Regions from separate parts of the Homo sapiens genome. Here region 1 is linked to region 2. A link is a loop called in an ENCODE intact Hi-C map of the cell type or tissue named here. Cell type or tissue: heart left ventricle. All regions are shown on one strand. Each heading gives the region's core, and the rest is flanking DNA. Links, peaks and the distances in the headings are about the cores only. Region 1 overlaps LOC101928014 (a long non-coding RNA gene). Region 2 overlaps LOC124902216 (a long non-coding RNA gene).

The links. A loop is a pair of places that touch in the nucleus more often than their neighbours do. Peaks named below come from ENCODE experiments on the same cell type or tissue, not always from the same donor. Only the 100,000 strongest peaks of a DNase experiment are listed, where the experiment ranks them.
Region 1: a loop joins it to region 2, with 5 times the contacts of the local background. A loop is called at or near these places in 50 of 110 quality-filtered maps.

The regions. Positions count from the first base shown.
Region 1 is chr9:93,822,919-93,834,291 of GRCh38, forward strand. The region is part of intron 1 of LOC101928014 (a long non-coding RNA gene); the gene reads left to right. Among named protein-coding and RNA genes, the nearest start is that of MIR4291, 9.2 kb to the left of the region's middle. RefSeq lists an enhancer at 7,020-7,189. In heart left ventricle, for the core only: a CTCF peak has its summit at 4,687; DNase peaks (open chromatin) are centred at 3,583 and 4,713; H3K4me3 peaks cover 452 bases; H3K27me3 peaks cover 4,464 bases.
Region 2 is chr9:93,956,507-93,967,879 of GRCh38, forward strand. The region is part of intron 1 of LOC124902216 (a long non-coding RNA gene); the gene reads left to right. BARX1-DT (BARX1 divergent transcript) reads left to right here. Exons shown (of 2, transcript NR_144455.1): 1 at 1-362; 2 at 1,007-1,416. Among named protein-coding and RNA genes, the nearest start is that of BARX1-DT, 6.4 kb to the left of the region's middle. RefSeq lists an enhancer at 9,963-10,132. In heart left ventricle, for the core only: a CTCF peak has its summit at 6,644 (motif pointing left); DNase peaks (open chromatin) are centred at 2,505, 4,055 and 6,615; H3K4me3 peaks cover 1,332 bases; H3K27me3 peaks cover 5,307 bases.

The sequences.
Region 1 (11,373 bases), core at 1,403-9,402, 130 kb before region 2:
TCAGCCATTTCTCCAAGGAGCCCTGGATCCCATTCCCAAGGATGGTATTAGAGACCAACATCTGGGTACAGGATGTGCTCACTGCCACTGAGGTGTCTGCTTCAGAGCTCTCTCAGCAGACAGAGCCAGATACAAAAGATGTGTGCATGCATTCAAGACCTTACATACACACACCACATCGTATTCTATAATAGCTTGTCATTCCATCATCCTTTTCTGTAGGTTGAGCTGGAATGATCCGGGTGACTAATCTGACATCTATTTATCCTCCCTCTCCCTGATCCATTCCTAAGTGCCCTGGAAGTGGGGATTGGCCTCCTGTCTTTTCTCTTGCTGTGTGCCCAGCTTGGAGATCTTTAAGAACTTCCGAATGAATGAACCCACTTCCGTAGGCCCCACAAGGCTTTGCCTGAGGCTCTCAGATTCCCAGCAAGGGTCCATGGAACAAGTTAGCTTGTTGGACAGTGTGGTCTCAGGCCCTGGCTTGTGGCAGTAGGCAACAGCCCTATGTCCCTGGTACCTGTCTGCAGCCCTCCTCAAGCCAGCCCTCTAGGGACGGAGCTGCTCCCAGGCCCCTCTGTGCCCATTCCTTGACTCTCTACACTAGCTACAGGTTCAAGGCAGCACCTGGAGTCCTCACAGCAGTCCTGCTCTTTCAGGAATCAGAGCCCCATTTTGCAGATTAGGAAACCAAGGCTCAAAGAGGCTCTGGCCTCTTTGGAAAGAGACTGTGGAGCAGATTTCTGCCCAAGAAAATCATGAATTGCCCTCATGAGCCAAAGGTTTTGTGTGTGCAGAGTGGAACATCTGAGCCTGTCCATTTCTTGGTTGGACATGTGAATAATGTTTTCAAAAGAATTTCTGATTTGATGTCCTGGCCTAGCAGGGCTGCTGTGGGTGAGCCACATTCCACCTGACTCACCTGGTCCCAATTCCAACAGTGTGAGAATTCCCCAGGGCTGCCTTCCTGCTCCGTCTCTGGCACCTAGACCGAAGCAGAAAGAGCGCGGGGCGACTCATGCCGCCTCACATCACTCCTTGGTGACCTTCATCACATCCCTCCAAGCCTCAGTTTCCTAATCTGTCACTGGGGCTAAGTCCCCTCCCCCTTGCAGAGTTGTTGGGGAGGAAGAGTCTCACCTCCTCCAGAGGCCTTGGGAATGCACCCCACAGAGGTCCCATTGCTGTCCCACAACTTCACGGCTGTGTGACCAGCAGACACGAAAGGGGAGGGCAGCTCATTTTTCAAACAAAACGGTATCAGATGTGTGATTTGGTTAAAAAAATATATATTTCTGGCAATGGCTTCAGCTTTGCTCAAGAGAGAACTGGGTTGGGGGGAGAAGGTGGAGGGGAGGCTGTTCCAGTGGCTTAAAAAACCCCAGATAAGTGTACGGTGATTAAGCGCAACCATTAGCTCTAATGGGCAATAATTGGTGATGAGAAATAATTTTCTAGGGCACGACTGCCCCTGGTGCCCCCACACCCGGCCCCAGCAAGGGGACAGCCAAGGGGCTGATTAACTCCCAGGCTGGAGGAAATGTCGGAGGCACAAAAAGTTTCCAGATTCGAGGGTAATTGGGAGAAGTTATTTCACTTTCCACATCAGGCTGATGAGGGGCCACCCACCTGCCGGTGAGGGAGGGGCTCGGCCGGCTTCCTGCCCAGAAATGGAGGGCCACTGTGCAAGGGGCAGGGGTGGCCAGCATGGTTAGAGGGTGGGGGCAATTCCCACCTGTGTCACTGCTGGCCCTGTGACCCAGGGCAAGTCACCACAGGGTCCCTTCTCTGTCCTGACTTGCTCCCCAACCAGTATTTGCACAGGCCCTCGTCCTTTTCACCTCAAAATTCACAGACAAACCCACCAGCCAGCAGTTCAGTCTTCCCGAGTGCCCTCCCTTCCCCCAGAGCCTGCCCAAGGACCTGCTAGCCTTAGGGTACCTTTGTGGGATTCAGGGGAAGATGCCCCTCTTGGCCGCAGGCTACAACCTTGAGTGTGTCCAGCAGGAGCTGGCTGGACTCCTTGGAGCTCCTGTGTGCAGTGCACAACCTGCCCAACAGCCCTCTGCAGCCCAGCTGTGCTCATGTCTTCATCTCCTTCCTCCTCACTCTGCCCACTCAGCCTGTCCCCAGAAAGAGCTCTTGGTCACTTCAAATGAGTGAAGTCAAAGGCCCCACCTCTCTGCCCCCCACCTGCCTGCTCCTTCTTTCTTGAGCTCTGCTGCCTCCAAGACCTGCCTTCCTCTCTGCCTCAGCCTCACTCCCCTCTTCCCCAGTCCAAAGCACAAATTCTCCCATCCCCAACCCAATCTCTCTCTGAAAGCCCTTTGCCCTGGGGACTTACTGCACACCCTGATCATCTCCCTCCCAGATCTGCACCTCTCCCTGGGTCCATGAGTGGGTCTCTCTCCTCTCTCTCTTACTTTTTCTCCCTCTCCCTCGTCCTCTCCATGTGTGTGTATGTGTGTTCAGTGTGTCTTTCATAGTGATTGACCCAAGGCAGTGAGACAAGCATGCCTCCTGAAGCTAAGGAGGCTTTGTGCAATAGGAAGGCCTTTCCCTTCCCTGGCTCAGGGCTGCAGTGCTCTCCCAGGCATGAGACTGAGCTCCCCCTCACAGGAGGCATGTAACCAGGGCCTGTACGGCTGCACCCCTAGGATGCTGCAGAGAGGAGTCCTGTCCTTTGAGGGCCTAGGTGGGATAATCTAAGGAGGTGTTGGCCTAGGATAAGCTGAGGCCTCTAGGCTGACCCCATGGCAGCCTCCTCTAGCTGTCCTCTCTGCCGTCTGCAGGCCAGGGCTTCAGCTCCCAAGTTGCAGGTGAGGTCAGCCTCAGGATACCTCCACCACTGACCAGCTGCCGAACCTCTCTGGGCCACAATGTCCTCCTCTGAAAATGAAAATCGTGGTGTTACCACCTCACGGGACCGACCCGAGGATGAAGGAGCTGGCCACAGAGGTGCTTCCAGGACAGACTGGTGCCCAGAAGACTCCAGGACAACAGCTGCTGGTATCACTGCGTGGGGCAGTGAGACATCGGGGCTGTTCCCGCTGCATGATTGCCCCGTCCCAGGTTGTTGCCCACAAAGTCCCCTCTATATGCGCTGTGCCCCCAGAATTGCGCAGCGTCAGTTATAAACGTAATACTGTGTGGCCGGTGCCGTTGTAAGCACTGTAGATGAGTGTGTTTATTCTGTTTCTCCACACCTCTGTGAGGTGGGCATTCTTGTGACCCCTATTCCATCGGCGAGAATCGGGGGCAGCCAGATCCAATAACTTGCCGCAGGCTGGGCTGGCACTGCGTGCTGCGCCTCCTCTGAGCCTAGCACTCTGGCCTCACAGTCGGTGCTCGTAGCATTTCAGCTGTATGACTCTAACAGCAATTACAGTCATGGCCTTCGCCGCCGCCACCATTCCCGTTCCGGTTGGAGAACACAATGCACCGCGCACAGGCTGTGCCAAAGTCCACAGGCACCCTTCGGCCTCCATCATCGCGCCCTCTTCACAGATGAGCAAACGGAGGCCAGACGTCACCGGCAGGCGGCGCTGCGGTGCGCGAGGCCTCGCACCTGCACGGGAAGCAGCGGAGAGGACGCAGGTAAGGTAAAGCCAGGCAGACCCGAACCTGGACGCGCACCTGCGGGGGAGGGGGTATGCGCGGGGCGGGTTGCCGCCCCTCCCGGGAGTACGGGCGGAGGCAGGGGCGGGCGGGGGCTTTCAGCAGCTCGTCCGCGGAACATTTGCATGTAATTTGGGAGCGGGTCACATGTGGGAGTCATCAGGCAGAGGAAAGGCTCAATCAGGGCCTAATCACTGTCTGTTTGGAGGGGTCTGGGCCCAAGTGAAAAATGAAAACGGGGCTATTTTGCTTGAGTGACAGCCATCAGTGGCCACCTTTGACCTCCCCACTCGGGCTGGGTCTGCCCGAGGTTTAAAAACCAATCATCAGGGAAGGGGTGGGAGGGGCTCCCTCTCCTCGGCTCTCCCCTCCCCCATCCTTTTCCCTCCCTGGACCTGGGTTTGTAAAATTCATTCATTCACTCCCATTCATTCTTTCAACAACCCATCCTAGGGCAGCAGGACTCCCTGGTCAGGGCCCCTGGGGCAGATGCCGGATTTGAGTTCTGACACTGTCACTTGCCAGCCGGCGACCTTGGGCAGGTGACTGTCAAGCGTCAGTGTTCCATCTGCGAAATGGATGCAGGAGGCACGCAGAGAAGAGTTGATGTTGGTGAGGTGCTGAGGGAGGCGGGGCCGCAGGGGCAGGGGGCGAGCCCTCCTTCAGCCCTCCCCCTAAGGGACAGGAGCTTTGTAGAGGAGGGCCAAGAGGTCAGGTAGGTTGCAGCGGCTCTGCTTTTTGCATGAATGCGTACCCTTCCTCCCGACACCCTGTGCACAAGGCGCAACCTGGTTCGCAATGTACAGAAGAGAGGCCTCTGCCAGGTGAACAAAAGAGAGGGCACACGCAGGCCAGGGAGACCGAGAGAGAGCAGGGAGGTGCCGGACTGCCCACGGGCAGTGAAGGGCAGTGACTGCTCCCTAAAGCAGCCATGAGCCCGGGCTTGGTTCACCCCGGCATGGAGGGACTCAGCCCACTGTCCCAGAATGGTCTCCAGATCCCTAGAGACCCAAGGGCCTGGACCCGGTGGTATAGAGTGACCACTGCAATGGCGGTCTGCAGGCCACTGGGGGCAGCAGAGAGGAGCCGCCCCCGGCTCAGGCGGGACAAGCTCAGCCAGCAAGCTTCTGCCAGCACAGCCTGTGGGGGCCAGCTGCGCCCCACTGCACCGGCTGCTGGGCCACCGTGCCTCTGCCCTCTCTGCCACCCAGTGGAACCCTTTTGCCCCGAAGGGGCCCTTGGAGTCGTCCTCCCACGGCCGAGGCCGGGAATTCCAGGCAGCCGGTGCAGCTGCGGGTCGGTGGCCCTTTCAGGCCTGAGGAATTGCTCCGGCGGCCGGGGGGCGGGCTGGGCGCCGGGTACATTAGCGCCTGCTTTGCTCGCTGATGGTGTTTATAGGGATGTGGAACGGGCCTCCAGGAAACCGTCTGGCAGGCCGGGCTTCAGCAAATGGATTGCCAATTAATCAGCATCTATTTATGAGAACGTTTAAACCATTATTAATGTAGTGTAAATACGGAACCGCTGGCGGCCCAGGGCGGGCGGGCGGGCAGGGGGCCATCTGCCGAGGCTGCCATCACATTCCTGGGGCGTGTTCCCGCTCCCACCCTCCTGGGGAGGGGTCCCACCCCTTGCCCTCATCCCCGGCCAAGCCTGCTCCTCCAGGTGCCGGCTTCCTCCTGCTGGGCCCTGCTGGTTCTGAGGCCTGCGGCTGCAGCCTGCCACGTTCTCAAGTTTTTCACCCAAGATGCTGAACAGGGGCGTGAAGGGTGAGTCCCGCCTCAGTCACTCAGCAGGGGTCCGCAGCAGCCCCTGGCAGGCCTTGGCAGGGCTCTTTTCCACCCAGGGGGAGACTGGGCAGGTGTCCCACGCTGGGCCTGGCTGCCTCTTCCCCTCCTCCTTCCTGCTCTGGACAGTGGATCTCATCCTCATCCTGACAGAGCTCAGCCCCTGGAGGCAGGGGAGGAGGAGCTGGGGCATTTTCCCAGCCCCTCCCTCACCTGTGGGTCCCAGTTCCCAAGGCTTCCCCCAACCCCAAGACCTAGGGGCTCTCAACTTTCCCCCCAGACTATCCCAAGGACAAAACAAGGTGATTTGCGCACACTGCTGGCACCTCCACTTCTCTCCAAAGATACCAGCTGAGCCCTCTGCCTCCTCCCTGACCTGTCTGGGCCTCCAGTATACATTGAGCCAAGCCGGGTGGCCTCTCGGAGAGCTGGTGCTGACCAAGACACCGCAGCCAGCCTGCGCCGTGGACTGGGGGGCTCCAGGACTTTCAGCCTGCTCACCCCCAATGTCCTGATGATCCTTCTTCCTTAGCATCACCTCAGATGGCTTTTTCTTTACCAACTGTACCCATTTTACAGATGAGAGACTGAGGTTTAGAATGGAGAAGGAGCTGCCTGAGGCAACAGAGACAGAGAGCCAGAACTGAAACGAGGCACCCCCACCCGACCCCTGCGACCCAACACCCACCGTGTCCTGTTCCTCTGCAGGCCTCTGAGGTTCCTAAACTACATGACCACATATTTTGAGACCTTTGAGTTTTTATGAACGCTCTCCAGAGTTTCCCAATCTCTATGTTTCATTAGCTGTGCTCACCTGGGCCTGCCTCCTTTCTCTGAATGCTTTGCGTGGAGGTGGCTGCACACCTTCGCACTGGATGCCAAGCAAGAGCAGTTAGCCTGAGAGTTCACTCTGCAAAAAAGAAAACAAATAATGAGTCTGTGCTTTGACGCTGGGTGTTATCAAACATCTTTGGTAATTGCGAGGACTTTCCCTGCTCTGGGAAGTTGAGGTGTTGGTCTAACGGGGGCTCTTGACAGGGAATGCCATGAGGAGGTGGCAGCACAGTGCTGAGGAGAGGGCCAAGCCCTCCAAGGCACGGGGAGCTGCTCCCTCCTGTCCCCACCCTGGGAACAAGGCCCTCCCTCTGCAGGCCTCCACCCTGTGCTACGCTGCTAACACTTACGGTTGGTGTGTTTATTTTTTCACTCAACTCTGTGCCCCTTGAGGATGGGGACAGCGTTTTCACCCCCATTACATCCTGGTGCCTCGAGAAGATGCCAACCAATGTTTGTTGACTGACTGACCATTTGGGAAATTTCTGCTTGGCACCGCTTCCCCAGGCTCCCCTCTTTTCTCTCTGGCCCCAGCCCATCTGCCTTGCTGGCTTCAGCCCTGGTCACTCCTCCAAATCCCAGAGCCAGGCTAAGGCCCAGAAGCATGGAGGGGTTCAAGGAGCCGGGACTAGACCAGACAGCCTTTAAGATGGATGCCCCATCTATCCCAACCCACCCCTGTGGGATCACCAGGCCTCAGGACAGCCACCTGCCTGTGGTCACTCAGCACGCCACAAAGCTAAGGTTTCTGATGTCCTGAGGGGCCCCCAGAGCTGCTCCACGCCCCGGGCCCCCGGGCCCTGCTGCACTGGCATGCTGGGAGGAAAGAGAACAAAGACGAGGCATATGCCCCTATTTCCCGGCCTCGCTCCCTGCCCCCCATTAGCCTAGTGAGGCTTGTTTATATTAGAGCAGGAATTATTCCAGCCCTAATCAGAGGCCCTGCGAGGTTTCGGCATTCGAGGTATTTCTTTACCCAAGGACACTCTCCAATCCTATAATTTCCATTTCCCCAGACGCCCCTGATTGAAAGCAAACATTTTATATTTGGAAAGGAAAAGGGCTGTGTGCTATTCATAGCCCAGCCTGGCTGTCCAGAGCTAGGTCCTGGGGGACTGAAGGCCTGGAGGGATGGACAAATCTGGGAGGGTGGCAGGGGGCATGGCTAGGTCCCAGCCAGGAGAGGTGTGGGGAGATCACAGCCCAGGGGTGGGGAGACCGAGGGACAGAGAGAGAGCCCCTTGCCACCAACTGCCCAGCCAGGGATGTCTGGCACTGCACAGCCTCCCTGGTTGAGGGGACAATGTGCGGGAAGGGGGTGCTATAGTAGCAGAGCCTGTGGGCTGGGAAGAGGGTGGATGGGGGTGCAACTTGAGCCCCTTCCTCCTCTGCACCCCCTTGCCAGGTAGCTTCACTGCCTCTTGCAGGTGAGGATAGGAGGCACGTTGCAGGGATGGGATGGAATAAAATACTAACAGTGGGCCTGGGGACAGAGGCCAGCGTTTGCCCAAAGGGACTTTGAGAAGCCTACTGTCCAGGGGACTCTGTCTCCACTTCGGGCCCCTCTGTTTTCTGATATTCAGCTCCCCACTCCAGGTGCTGCCCACCCCTCTCGAGTCACACTCACCCATCACTCCACAACTTCTTAGGGGCTGAGAAGCACATGGACTCCACACCAATCCCAGGCCACTCTGCTCCCCTCGCCCTTCCCTTCTGAGTTCTTTCCTCCCTCCCTCGATGTGGAAGTCCGGGCAAGGACGACGTGTTCTTCACGGGAGGATATCAGACCCCCACTTACTCAAAGCTGTGTGTAGGCAGCCTCTTCCATGTGCCACACACCACCCTTTTGGAAAGATGCCTTCATTAATCCTTAGAAGCAGATATTATTATTCCCATTTCATGGATAAAGAAACCAAGGCTTGTTGAGCTTAAGTCACCATTGTCCCATCTATGTCCCTTGAATCTCAGTGCCTCAGCACTCACCTCCTAAGACCAGTGTAAATAAACTCAGGCATGGTGTGCTGGAGGTCACAGCCCGCTGGCACATGCTGAGTGGGGCACACACTATTCTTATTTAAATGAATGGATTTCAGGGAAGCAGGGAAATGAAGAGGGACTGCATGTTTCTGCACTGTATCAATCCGTATTATTGGAATGATTAAGAGACTGCATTTGGAATTTAATTTTTTCCTTACGATTTAATTTTTATTTTTATCAAAGTCATGCATTGCAGCATTTTGTTAACTGCTTTATTGAAGTATAACTGATACGTAGTAAAATGCAAACAAGTAAAGTATGAAAGTTGATAAGTTCTTAGAAAAGCTTTTTTGAGATATAATTCACATACCGTACAATTCACCCATTTAAAGTGTAAAATTCAGTGATTTTTGGTATATTATTAATTATTTTTTAAATTGTGGTAGAGTATATATAACACAAAATTTGCCATCTTAACTGTTTTAAGTGTATAATTCAGTGACATTAAGTAATACACATTGTTGTGCAACCATCACCCCAAACAGAAACTGTACCCATGAAACAGTAACTCTCCATTTCCCCTCCCCTCTAGCCCCTAGTAAACTCTAATTTTTGTCTCTATGATTTTGCCTATTATAGATATTTAATGTAAGTGGAATCAGAGTATGTGTCCTTTTGTGTCTGGCTTATTCCACTTAGCATGTTTTCAAAGTTCATCTATGCTGTAGTATGTATCAGAATTTCCTTCCTTTTTATTGTGGAATAATATTCCATCGTATGGATAAACCACATTCCTCTAAGGGTGGGTTGTTTCCACCCTTTGGCTAATTGTGAATAATGCTACATAAACCACTGGCAAACAAGTATCTGTTCAAGTTCCTGTTGTCAATTCTTTTAGGTATATAGCTAGGACTGAAATTGCTGGGTTATATGATAACTCTATGTTTAGTTGTTTGAGGAACTTCAAAACTTTTCCATGGTGTTGGTACCATTTTACATTCTCACCACGCATGTATGAGGGTTCCATTTCATCACCTCTTTGTCAACACTTGCTACTTTCTGTTTTTTTTTAGTTATAGCCATCCTAGTAAGTGTAAAGTGGTATCTCATTCTGGTTTTGATTTGCATTTTTCTAATGGCTAATGATGTCAAGCATCTTTTCATGTCTTGTTGGCTATTTGCCCATTATTTAATTGGATTGTCTTTTTGTTGTTGAGTTGTAAGGGTTTTTATATATTCTGGATATTAAACCCTTATCAGATATGTGGTTTACAAATAACTCTCTTCCATTCTGTAATTTGTCTTTTTCTTAATAAAAATTGATATGCTTCTGTACATATGTGTATGTGTTTGTGTCTATCTATCTATCTATCATCTATCTATCTATCTATCTATCTATCTATCTATCTATCTATCTATCTATCTGTGGAACCCTCACCACAATGAAAATACTGAACATATAAATCACCCCCCAAAATTTTTCATGTGTAGCTTTTTTTCACTCAGCCTAATTGCATGGAAATTTATCCATGCTGTCACATGTATAAATACTTTATTCTTTTTTACTGCTGAGTAGGATTCCATGGTGTGAATACACCACACAGTAGTTTGATCATTCACCTGCTAAAGGATACTTGAGTTGGTTCCAGTTTGGGGCTATTAATTCTGGTTATTAAATAGTTTCTCTGAACATTCATATGCAAGTCTTCATTTCTCTTGAGTGTATACCTAGGTATATAATTGCTGGGTAATATGGAAACTGTAATATCTTGAGGAACTGCTAAACAGTTTTCCAAGGCAATTGCACAATTTTGCATTCCCACCAACTGTGCATAAGGGTTATAATTTCTCTACATACTTGCTATTGTCTTTTTTATTCTGGTCATTTTAGTGGATGTGAAGTGGTATAGCTCATGATTTTGACTGGCATTTGCCTGTTGACTAATGATAGCAAACATCTTTTTATATTCTTAATATCTATTGTATATCTTCCTTAAAGAAATGTCATTTTAGACCCTTTGCCCATCTATAGATTGGGTTACTTGTCTTTTTGTTATTTCGTAGTAATTTTTTTTATATTCTAGATGCAAATCTCTTATAAGATATACGATTTGCAAATATTTTATCTCACTTTGTGTTTTTTTTTACTTTCTTGATGGTGTCTTTTGAAGTGTAAAAAGTTTTAATTTTGATGATGTTCAGTCTATTTTTTTTCTGCTGCTTGTGCTTTTGATGTCAATCTAAGAAACTATTTCCCATTTAAGATTCTGAAGATCTACACCTGTGTTTTCTTCTAAGACATATAGTTTTAGCTTTTACATTTAAGTCTTTGATCCATTTTGAGGTAATTTTGGTATATGGTGTGAGGTAGGGATACTCCTTCATTCTTTTGCATGTGGATATTCAGTTGTCCTAGTACCATTTGCTAAGAAGATTTTTCTTCCTCCATTGAATCATCTGGCTACCCTCATCATAAATCAATTGACGATAAAAGTGAGAGCTCATTTCTGGACTCATAGTTCTATTCCATTTAAATAAAGGTCTTTCCTATGCCACTGCCAAAATGTCTTGATCACTATTGCTTTGTAGTAAGTTTTGAAATAGGAAAAGAATGACTGTTCCAACTTTGTTCTTTTTCCAAGATTATTTTGACAATTTCAGGTCCTTTGAATTTCTTTATAAATTTTAGGGTCAGCTTATCAATTTCCAAAAATAAATCAGCTGAAATTTTGATAGGGATTGCATTGAATCTGCACATCATTTTGGATAACATTGCGTTCGTGACAATAGTAAGTCTTTTGTCCATGAATATGGGATGAATATGGGATGTTTTTCCATTTATTTAGGTCTTCTTTAATTTCTTTCAACAATATTTTGTAGTTTTGAAAGTAAAAGTTTTGCACTTCTTTTGTTAAACTTATTCTTAAGTATTTTATTCTTGTTCATGTTATTGTAAATGTTGTTTAGAAATATATTTGATTTTTATATATCGATCCTATATTCTGCAACTGTGTTGAACTTGTTTATTAGTTCTAATAATAGTTTTTTTAGCGAATTCCTTAGGAGTTTATGTATAAAAGTTCATTTCTTCTTCAAATAGAGATCATTTTATTTCTTACTTTTCAATCTAGATACATTTTATTTTTTTTCTTACTTA
Region 2 (11,373 bases), core at 1,838-9,837:
CCACTACTGGTGAAACCACTGACCCTTTCTGGGCCTGTTTCCTTACCTGTCCTGAGGAGATGCTGACCTTTGGCTCCAGAGAGACTGTGAGAACTCAGTGAGGGGGTCCTGCACTCCGAGGGTCCTGCACCCTGGGAGCCCTTAGGTCTGTTTGGAGAGAAAACAGTTCCTCCAGGCAAGAGGGGAGAAGTGTCCCCAGGAGGTTGGGGGAGGAGCATCTGCCCTCCTCCTTCTCAGGAATCACAGGGCCTACCTCCTAGCCCCATCCACCATTGCCAGTCAGCGCCTGATGCACTGGGGGTGTCCTGGGCCACCCGGACTTCCTCTGTGAGCTCCATGTGGGGCCTCAGTCTTTACCTCAGGTAACTAGGGCTTACCACACCTACAGCCATGCCCCCCACCCAAGTTGAAGTCCTTTCTCCAGCTCCAGCTGCTGGTGGGGAGGCCTTCAGGCTGGCCCTCAGTCCCTGGCACCTGCCCCAGACTCGGGAGTGGGGGTGGGGGGCAGGTGGGGACTAGGAAGTGGCCCAGATCCTTTGTCTGTAGGGCCTGGAGTGAGGACAAAGACTACCTTACTCTGGTAAGATCCCAGTCCCAAGAGCCCACTGTCTCTCCTTCCCAGTTGTTGCATGACTTTCTGAACTCAGAGTTACCATTGGGACTGAAAGAAGGTGGCCTCAATGGCCGCCAGTTGCTTCGGACTCCCTCGGAGAGTGGTGCTGTGAGCCTACATGGTTCTTTGGAAAGGGTGGAGAGGGGCGCACTAAGAGCAACAGTATCCCACACTGAGCAGGCCTCCTCCTGAGAGACCAAGAGACCAGGAAGCTGGCCCTGTCGCTGTTGGCCAAGCAGCCACTGACATCCTACCTGGCAAATAGAAACAAGCCAGTGTCTCCTGGGAGGCTGGGGCAGCCCAGTCAGGCTCCCCCTATCAACGGGTAGACTCAGAGAACCCTCCCTAGATGAGTGCAATAGTATCACTCAATCCAACCATCTCCTTTTTCAGATGGGAAACTGAGGCCCAGCAAGAGGCAGCCCTGGTGCAGGGACTCCAGTGAGTAGGGCTGGTTTACTATTGCTTCTTGTACAGAGCCATATCAAGCTCCTTTTTCCGGCTTCCTCCCTCACCTCCCCCATCTTAGCAGGGCCCCTGCCCCTTCCTCACCCCCTGGCTTCTGCATCTCCCTAAGGGCATAGCCTAGTGGTGGTTTCTCCCCTGAGTAGGCCCAGCTAGCCTCTGTCCCATCCCCTGTTATTTGGGCCCTAACAGAAGCTACCCAAATTTGAACCATCTCTGCCCCATGCTCAAGACCTGAGGGTCTCACATCCTCAAAATGGGTCCCCAGATTCCAGATCCAAGGATTTGGGGATCACACTGTTCATCAGCTGTCACTAAACTTATTTTACTATGAGCCATCCCCCTGGGGTAGCTTCTTGGTCAGCTTGTGGGGAAGGGGGTCATTTTCAGGATGGAGGCCTCATCTCTAGATTTTGGGGAGTCAAAAGAGTAGTGCAGCCCAGCCCTCACCCCATTCCACAGGTGTGCACCCCCAGCTCCTTGGACTCTGGCCAGGACCATTTCCTGCAGCCCCAGGCCAGCCCTGCAGCATGAGCAGAGGGTGGCTTTGGGAATGAGGCCCTGAGGGCTGGAAGGAGAATGCCCAGCGCCTAGGGAACTTTGGGAGACCGCAGCTGGCTCCAGGGGCTGAGAGAGCCAGGGTCCTGCCCCCGGTCGCCCAAAACACCTCCCTTGTAGGTCTGTCCCTGATCCCCCGGCTCTTGATAGACACAGCCTCCCCGTCGCCCGACCCCAGGGCAAACCAGCAGATAAACCCCTTTTAGGCGAAAATTACACAAAAACGGCGGCGGCGGCGGGGCCTCCTCTGCTCAGGCACTGCCGCGTTGGCGGCCGAAAAAAGAGGGTCCCAGAGAAGGGGAACCCCCTCCCTGTCGAGGACACCGAGGCCCAGAGAGGGGAAGCCTCCTCCCCAGTGGGGTGCAGTCTGGGATTGCAGTCCCCACCCCAGGGGCGCAGCTGCCAGCCCAACGCCTGGGACACACCCCCTCCCGAGGCCTCTAGCCGCCGCCGCGAAAATCCCGGAAACCGTCCTGCTCGCGGCGGGCGCAGTGGAAAAGGTGACCTCAGCGCCCCGGGCCAGCCGCCCTCCCTAGCAGCCGGGCGGCGAGGGGCTCCGGGCGGCAGGGGTTCCTCGGCGCCGCCCGGTCGCTGGATGAGGGGCCCTCGGAGCGCAGAACCGGCCCCCTCCCCACCCATGTTCTGCCCCTCAGACCCTACAGCCCCTTTGGAGGCTGCGGGACAGGGAGGGGACCACCTCATTCCCACAACCGAATCCCCTAAGCATTCAGGTGTAGGTTCCAGAACCACCTCCCCTCCACCCACACCCTTCTCCTACTCCAGCGCCTCCCAGACGGGATTGTGAAATGGCTCCGCGTGCGAACGGGTCCAGGAGCCGTTCGTTGTACAGAGGAGGAAGCTAAGTCTGGAAGGAGCACTCGAGCAGGCTCAGCGGCCAGCAGCCAGCGGCAGGGGGATCGTGCATCGCTTGGAGGGCGCTGGGCTCTCCTCCATCCGCCTCAGCCGTGGGCAGTTTGTTTCCGCTCCCACTTGCAGCGGGTCTGCATCTTAATTGGCAAAACGAAGTTGGGGCCGCGGTGGAGCGGAGGCTTCTTCCAGAACGGTCAGCTCACCTCCGGATGCGGTCGTCCGAGCAGCCGCCTGCGGGGGGTCCCACGCCCTCTATCTAACAGGTTGACGTCCAGCCCCTAGGGGCCCAGGCGGCCCCGGGCCGCCCCACCTCGCGGCCTTCTGCTCCCCGCGCAGCCTTGCGCGCCCAGCCACCCAGCACACGGTCCGTCCCTGGGGACGCGTCGCGAGCGCCGGGAATGGAGCTCGTTTCCTCTTTTCTTTTTTCTTCTTCTTCTTTTTTTTTTTTAAACCTTTGGTTCTGATTGTCCTTGGCCCAGCAGGCTGTTGGTGGCGTTGGTGGTGCTGCTGGGACTGGGGCACCGGCCTTGGCCGCAGGTGTGCTGTGCCCGACAGAGGCCGCCTGGACCGCGCCCGGAACGCCCTGTCCGGGTGGGCTGCGGCGTTCGCCCTGCTTTTGCCCCGAGCCGAGACTGGCAACATCTTTTCTAGCTTCAAAACAGAAAATTTTGGAATTATAAAATTACCCCCTCCCCACGCTTACAGGTCATTATCTCCTGGAGACCACCAACTCGCTTTCTCTTTGGAGAAGCCAGTCTCTGTGACCCTTTCTTTCATGAAAATTTCGAACTCAAATGTGGGCATTCGTTTTGAGTCATTTCAAAGCCCTAGAAGCTCGGGGTCAAATTGTGTTTCGGGTGACAGCGCCTTTAGACACATCCCCCTCTCTTTCCAAGCTCCCCCTCTTGGAGCAATTTACAAATTTGTTCCTTTGGAATTCGCTACTTTATTTTTGTTTTGTAAGTTTTGTTGTTGATTTTTTTAATGTTTAATTTTCTATGGAAGTGTTAGTTTAAATACATCCAACAGCCCAGCGTGGTGGCAAGCGCCTGTAGTCCCAGCTTCTAGGCAGGTTGAGGTAGGGGGATTCCTTGAGCCCAACAGTTCGAGGCTGCAGTGAACAATGATTGCCCCACTGCACAAGCCTGGGCAACAGATCCAGACCCCGTCTCTTAACCAAAATAATAAATAAAAATAAAAGACAGATCCTTAGATAGGAAATAAATAACTCGCTCCTGTGACCCGGAGATGACCCGGTTCTTAGTGGTCCAGGAACCTGAGGCGATGCTCCTGGACTCGCGGAGCCGCCAGCCCGCCGCTCCCAGCCCTCCAGGCCCTGGACGGGTCCCGCCTCCATTTCACACCCACCGCTCGCCAGCCCCGGCGGCTCCCGCAGAGACCTTGCATCCGAGTCCAGTTACGCGAACCAGCGGCGCCTGAGGCCACACCCAGAGCCAGGAAGTAGCCGTCTGGGTGCCGGGGCTCTGTGGGCACGGCCGCGCTGCTGGGCGCGGACTGCAAGGCCGGGCGGGGATGGTGTTTGCGACCCGCACAGGCGCTCTCCCCCCGGCGAGTGTGGACCCTTCGAGAATGCTCCCTTGGCCCAGGACTGATCCCCACGAGCATACAGCTTCGGCCTTCCGAGGAGAGTCAGGGTCGGTGCGGACCGACTCCGCAGGCCCTCCCTTGCCCCATCTGGGCTGGTGCCAGGCCGCAGCTCGAGACCTGGTTTCCACCCCGGGCTCCCACAGAGCCCATGAAGCGCTGGTCACAGCCCCTGGAAGCTGCAGACCCGGCTTTTCGAGGAGCCTCCCCGACGTGCAGAGCCTGAGACCCCAGAGAGCGGCCGGCTCGTGCGGGCCAGAACGCGGCGAGGCGCCCGCGGAAACGACTCGGCTTTTCTTTCTTTTCCCCTTTTCTTTCTTTATTTGCTTTTTTTTTTCCTCTCTTCCCTTCTTCCACCCATTTCCCCCTCCTCTTTCTTTTGTTTTTTTTTAGTCCTCCCCCCACCCCTCTTCTTTCTTTTGTTGCTCGTTCACTCTCGCTCTTGTCTCCTCTTCTGCTCCCGCTCCCCCCACTTTCTGTTCCTTTTCATCAGAAGGACGGCCAAGCCACAGTCCCGTCCTCCTAATAAGAGAAGAGGCCTTCATGCTCGCGGTGTGCCCACCAGGTGCCAGACGCTCTGCAGATTTAATACGTTTAATAGGCACAGAGCTCTTGGAGGGTTCTATAGCCTGTGTAGGGGGTGGGGAATTCTTTCCAGCTTGGGCAGCCTGGGGAGCTAGGCCTGGGATTGGGGAAGGGGTCTGGGCCCTGGCCCCTTAGCCAGGTGAGGTGGACCACAGCATCTCCTCCAGAATGTCTCCTGGTGGCAGGGAGGCCAGGCCAGATCACATTGGCCTGCCCACATTCCAGCAGGGACTCACACTTGCATCTGTCCTTCCTGACACAGGACTCTACTGTGGCTACCAGTCCTGTCTTCACCTGCCACCTCCCCCCTCCACCACCTTGCCAGGACTGGAAGGGAGAGGGGGCTGGGTACTGCCTCCTCCAGCTGCACCTCCCACTGGGTGCTGCTCGGGAGGGGATGGAACAGGGGGCATGGTGCTTCTTTTACAGGCAAGAGTTCTGGGGTCTAGGTGGGGAAAAGGAGGCTACAGCCACACCACCCCTCAGATGCCAGGCAGGATCAGCCTCTGGTACCCTGGCTCCAGGCCAGCCCTCCTGCCTCCTGCTGGTTTGAACTGACTGAAGATGACACACGAAGAGGATGGGACAGGAGCTGGTGCCACCTCCACAGGCACTGGGCTTCCCTGGGCCCCCTCTCCCATGTCACATCTGTACTTTCTGCCTTGTTCCTGCCTCTTGGTGCCAGGAATGGGCTTACAAGCCCAGTTCCCAAATGGCCAAATTCCACATATTTGCAGATTGGCAAAGCACACAGGGGACCTCGAGATGAGCTGGACCCCTGGTTTGCAGACCTCTTCCTGCTACTGCCCTTGAGCAAGCCCATTTCCTGTCCAAGCCTCAGTTTTCCCAAATGAGAAAACAAGAGGGGGTTTTTAGGTGAATCTTTCTCCTTGCTAGTGTTAACAGCTTAGGTCATGGATTGAAAAACTTGTTCTGTAAAGGGCCATATAAGCAAATGTTTTAGACTTTGCAGGCCACATGGCCCTATTGTGGTGACTCAGCCCTGTCTTTGTAGTGTGAAAGTAGCCCTAGATAATGCATAAATGAGTGGGTATGGCTGTGTTCCAACCAACTTTATTTATAGATATGAAAACCTGAATTATATCTAATTTTCACATCGCAAAATATGATTCTTATTTTTTTTTCAACCACTTAAATATGTAAAAACCATTCTCAGTTTGCTGGCCAAACAAAAACAGGCAATGGGCCACAGTTTGCCAATTCTTGTGCAGTTTCAATTATTCTGATAGCACAAATATTGCACTTCCATATCAGACATGTTGCCTTATGTTAACATTTTTTTCTTTTAAATTCTTTTCTCCAGGAAAGCATCTATTAATTTAACAGTATTTGGGACTTAGGAACACAGAATCACCTGACTCATTTCCTACACCCATTTCTGAGTTCTCAACAATTTAAATGTTTCCCTTATTAATACTATACCCAGACACCGGATTGCACAACGTACAATCACCCTCTCAATCCTTGCAACAGCCTTTGGAGTAGAAATAGTTTACCCTGCCTTCCAGCTCCTTGCACACCCCTGGAGACAGGGCGCTCACTCCCTTCAGTGGCTGCCTAACGAACTGCTGAGAGCCCAGTGACGTAGGCTTGACGCCCCTTAAGGGCGAAGGCCACCCCCGGCGACAGTGCTTCTTCCCAACCAGCCATTCCCAACCCCTGGCAATTCCATCTAAATCCTCTCCAGCTGTTGAAATGTGGATGGACAGGGGGCGGTGGCTCTGATTTTCTGGGAGTTTCCCAAGCCTTGAGCCTTTGCAGCTGCCAAGTGACAAATCTTGCAGGGACTAGGCAAAGGGAAAGAATATGACAGAAAAAATAGAGATTATAAATGTGTTGCTTGCTAGAAGTGTTTCCAGGAAATCTTGCTCACAGGGAGGCCTTATCGCCCCGCCCCCGCATCTTCCTTGGTTCTTGCGCCCTCTGCTGGTCATATTGAGTCTTAACCATGCTCACTCGGAACCGTTCCACTTATAAAGGAAAACAAGACTGCATGATCTCACTTGTATGTGGAATCTAAAAAAGTTGACATCATAGAAATAGAGTGAAATGGTGGTTATTAGGGCCGGGATGTGAGGGAGAAATGAGAAGATGTCGGTCAAAGGGTACAAACTTTGAGTTATAAGATAAATTCTGGGGATCTACGTACAGCATGGTGACTATAGTTAACAATCACGTATTGTGTGCTTGAAGTGTGCCGAAAGGGTCGGTTTTCAGTGTTCTCACCAAAATGGTAACTATGTAAGGCGATAGATATGTTAATTAGCTTGATTGTGGTGATCATCACGGTATATACATATACCAAAACATCACATTGTACACATTGAATACATCCTTTTTTTTTTTTTTTTTTTTTTTTGAGACAGGGTCTGACTCTGTCACCTAGGCTGGAGCCCACTGGTGCCCTCTCAGCTCACTGCAACCTCCACCTCCTGCGCTCAAGCAATCCTCCCACCTCCTGGGCTCAAGCAATCTTCCCACCTCAACCTCCCTAGTATCTGGGACTGCAGGTACACACCATGCCCGGCTAATTTTTGTATTTTTGGTAGAAACAGGGTTTCACCATGTTGCCCAAGCTGTTCTCCAGAACTCCTGAGCTCAAGCAATCTACCTGCCTTGGCCTCCCAAAGTGCTGGAATTACAGGTATGAGCCACCATGCCCAGCCATATATACAATTTTTATTTGCCAATTATACTTCAGTAAAGCTGAGGGAAATTTTTTTTTTAAAAAAAGAAAAATAATCCAGTATTTACTTTCCCTCTCTATGTATCAAACACCTTGCTGGTTGCTGAAGATACAAAGAAAAAGGCATCTTATCTGCCCACGGGAAGTGCAGTTTAACCATGCAGAGACGTACAAATGTGCTCACAGCCAGTGGCAAAGACACAGCACGCAGAAGGTGGTGGACACAGCAGGAGGGAGCATGCCATGGAGCAGAGGCGTGCGGGAGGCCCTCAGTCCCGGGGGTGGGGAGCTTCCAGACATACACAGTGAGCTCATGGCTTCCACTGTGGGGTGTTGGTGTTGCGCTCAGCAGGCCAGACAGCACAGGTTGGATTTTAAATGTTTGGATACTTTTAGAGCCAGCTACTTCTGACCTTCAGGGACTTAAGAGGCTGAGCTCTGTGCCCCGTATTGAAGCCCATGGGGATGCTCTCTGGGCCTGCTACTGAAAAGGGATGTCTGTCTCTCAGTACAGTTGTGGGTTCCACTGCACTCCCCAACCTGGAAAAGCCCTAGTCAGTCTTCTAGAGAGCACACCCTCTGTGCAAGGCCTTGTGCCCCATGTTACATGATCTCATTTAAACTTATGTCTTCCACTGTAGGAGACTGGCAATTTTACCCTTAATTTACTAACAAGGAAACTGAGGCACAGAGGGGTGACCTCATTTGCCTGAGAGGTGGAGCTGGGATTGGAACCAGTGCTCCCTCCACAGTATCACAATGACCTTTTTGGGGTCCTTCACCTTCTGACTTAACCCCTACTTTCCCTCGCTGATTGCCACTGAGACAGACCTATAGCTCCAGCTGCCCAAAGGTCACCCGCACACCACGCTCACTGTGTCCAGATCTGGACTTACTGTTACCCACCTCATCCTGCTCTGAGTGGAGAAGATGGACTGGAGCAGCCATCCCCTGCAGACACAGCTCACTGACCAGGGAGTGCCCTGGGAGGCAGCCCTGTTCCTACCCAAGCACGAACAGCAGGCAAGGCATCTCCAGTCAAAGGGCAGGGCCCTGTGGACTCAGTTCTGGTCAGGACACCCATGGTACTGGGCTCCTTCCATAGGTTGGCCCTGTGCTGGTCCCAACCCCATCCCATTCTGGCTCAGTCTAGGAGAGCAGGACTGCCATTTACAGACTACGTAACTCCCAGGCGTGTCATTGACTGTGCTGAGAATAGCACTTCTTGATTGTGCAGTGTGCAACCCACACAACTGTTCCCAACAGTCCTGCCAATTATTTGTTTGCTTCTCTTCTCATCAAACCAAATGGGTAGAAAAGGTTGTTATCATTGTTTTGAGTTCTGCCTGCTCCTTCCCCAGATGATAAGCAACATATTGAAACAAGGGAAGAAAACATATCCTATCTGCATACTTGCTGTTAAAAATCCACCTTAATTTATAAGTCTACTGGCTTTCCATTTTATGTTTCTATTACAGATTAGAGCAAAATTCATCCATCAAAGTGTTTGTGGCCTACATAATCCATCCCTTTGAATATAGGGGGCCTATCAGTGTGATAGGATAGCATCACCCTGATGGTGCTACCTGATATGGCAAAAAGGATTTTGAGGTCCCTAACTGGTGGACTTTGAATTGATCGAAAGGGAGATTGTCCTGGGCCTGACTACCCCTTTAAGAGACAACCCCTTTAAGAGGGACTGGGGCCAGGCACAGTGGCTCGCGCCTGTAATCCCAGCACTTTGGGAGGCTGAGGCAGGCAGATCACCTTAGGTCAGGAGTTCGAGACCAGCCTGGTCAACATGGAGAAACCCCATCTCTACTAAAAATACAAAAATTAGTCGGGCGTGGTGGCGCATGCCTATAATCCCAGCTACTCGGGAGGCTGAGGCAGGAGAATGACTTGAACCCAAGAGGCAGAGGTTGCAGTTAGCTGAGATCACACCAGAGCACTCCGTCCCGGGCAACAGAGCAAGACTCTGTCTCAAAGAAAAAAAAAAGTGACTGAGGTCTTCCCTGAGGTCAGAGAAGTTCTGCCAGCCTTGAAGAAGCCAGTTGCATGTTGTGAGCGGCCGACAGAGGGCCCGCTTGGCCAGGACCCAGAGCAAGCAGGTAAACTCAGCCAACAGCCTGAATAAGCTCAGAAGTGGGTCTTCCTTAGCAGAGCTCCAGGTGAGACCGCAGCCTGACTGGCACCTTATTGCTGCCTTATGAGACCCTGAGCAGATCCTGACCCATGGAGGAGATAATAATATGAGATAATAGCAGTGTTTGCAGAGCTTTGCTGTGCTGCAGTAGCACCCAAGTTGAGCCAGGGAGGTGTGTGTGTTGGTGGGGAGCCTCATGTCTGCCACAGGAGAGAGACCACAGGAGGGCAGACATCCTGTTTGAATCTTCGCCCTCTCCCATCACCCAGGGGCAAACCTCGGAGTCCACCCCCGGCCAGTGACCCTGCCTGCAGAGGGACTGTGATGTCCTTCATCCCTACAATGCCCGCTGGTGCCTGAGGAAGCCCCTTTGGCAGGAGGCTGGCCACAGCATGGACAAGAGAACAAGGGGCCACATTCTGGCCAGCCCTGGTGTTGTGATGGCCTGCAGCCGCCACCTTGCTGTGATTAAGAAATAGCAGATCCTTGGCTCACACCTATAATCCTAGCACTTTGGGAGGCCGAGGCAGGTGGATCACCTGAGGTTAGGAGTTTGAGACTAGCCTGGCCAATATGGTGAAAGTCTGTCTCTACTAAAAATACAGAAATTAGCTGGGCCTGGTGGCGGGTGCCTTATTCCCAGCTACTTGGGAGGCTGAGGCAGGAGAATCGCTTGAACCAGGGAGGCAGAGGTTGCAGTGAGTCGAGATTGCGCCACTGCACTCCAGCCTGGGCAACAAGAGTGAGACTCTATCTCAAGAAAAAAAAAAAAGGAGCAGATCCGAGGAAGACGCTGCCCGGAGAGGGGAGGCCCCTCTCACCCAGGCAAGTCCCAGGGCAGAGGTGGTGGCCATCCTCTGCTGAGGCGGCAGAGCTGCCAGCAGTGGACGCAGACCAGGGAGCACGTCTGGTTCCTTTTTCTCCTACCCCTGGTTTCATTGTCCTGGGCTCCAAGATGCAGGACAGGGTGGCATGCAGAATTTGACTATGTTCTCAGACCCTAGTTCTGGTGGCTGGGGCCACCCTGCTCTGCGCCCACCACAGCCTCCACCCCACCCAGCCCCACTCTCAGGGCACAGGTGCTGCCCATAGGAGGTCACCCCTCCCTCTCCATGCCCTGCAGGACAAGTGCCTCTCAGCCTGCTGGATCCAGTGTGGGCTCTCAGGAGGCTCCTGGCACCAGCGCCGGCTGCGGCTGATGCCTGACACAGCCTGTGAGATGCCACGTTCTGCCAGCCAGGCCTGGGCTGGAGGAGCACCCTGACCACTACTCTACCCCTTCCTGTCCTCCCCTCGCTTCTCCCAGGTTAGGGGAAAGCAGGGATGTGTGCAGGTGAGGCCGACCCAGGCCTACCCCAAGGGCTTTGAGCTACACGGGCTGTCTCAGCTGATGTGAGCATGGCACTAATCAACAACACACCCCAGCAGGAGTCACTCCCTCCCCAGGCACTTTCTGTCTTTCCAATCATGCTAAGTCTTGAGTCTGAGTTTGGTGCCAGTGTGGTCTCACTGTGCTCACAGGCCCATCACTGCCTCACTGGACCAGTCAGGTCCCCCCGGCCAGCCGTGCCTGGGAGAGTGAAGGCACAACACTCTGCAATGGGATTCAGACCCCAGTTAACTACGTCCACAATTGCTAGGTGATGCTGAGCTTTTATTTTTATTTATTTACTTATTTTGTTTGTTTGTTTGTGTTTGTTTGTTTTTTCTGAGACGGAGTTTTGCTCTTGTCGCCCAGGCTGGAGTGCAGTGGAGCGATCTTGGTTCACTGCAACCTCTGCCTCCCAGGCTCAAGTGATTCTCCTGCCTCAGTCCCCCGAGTAG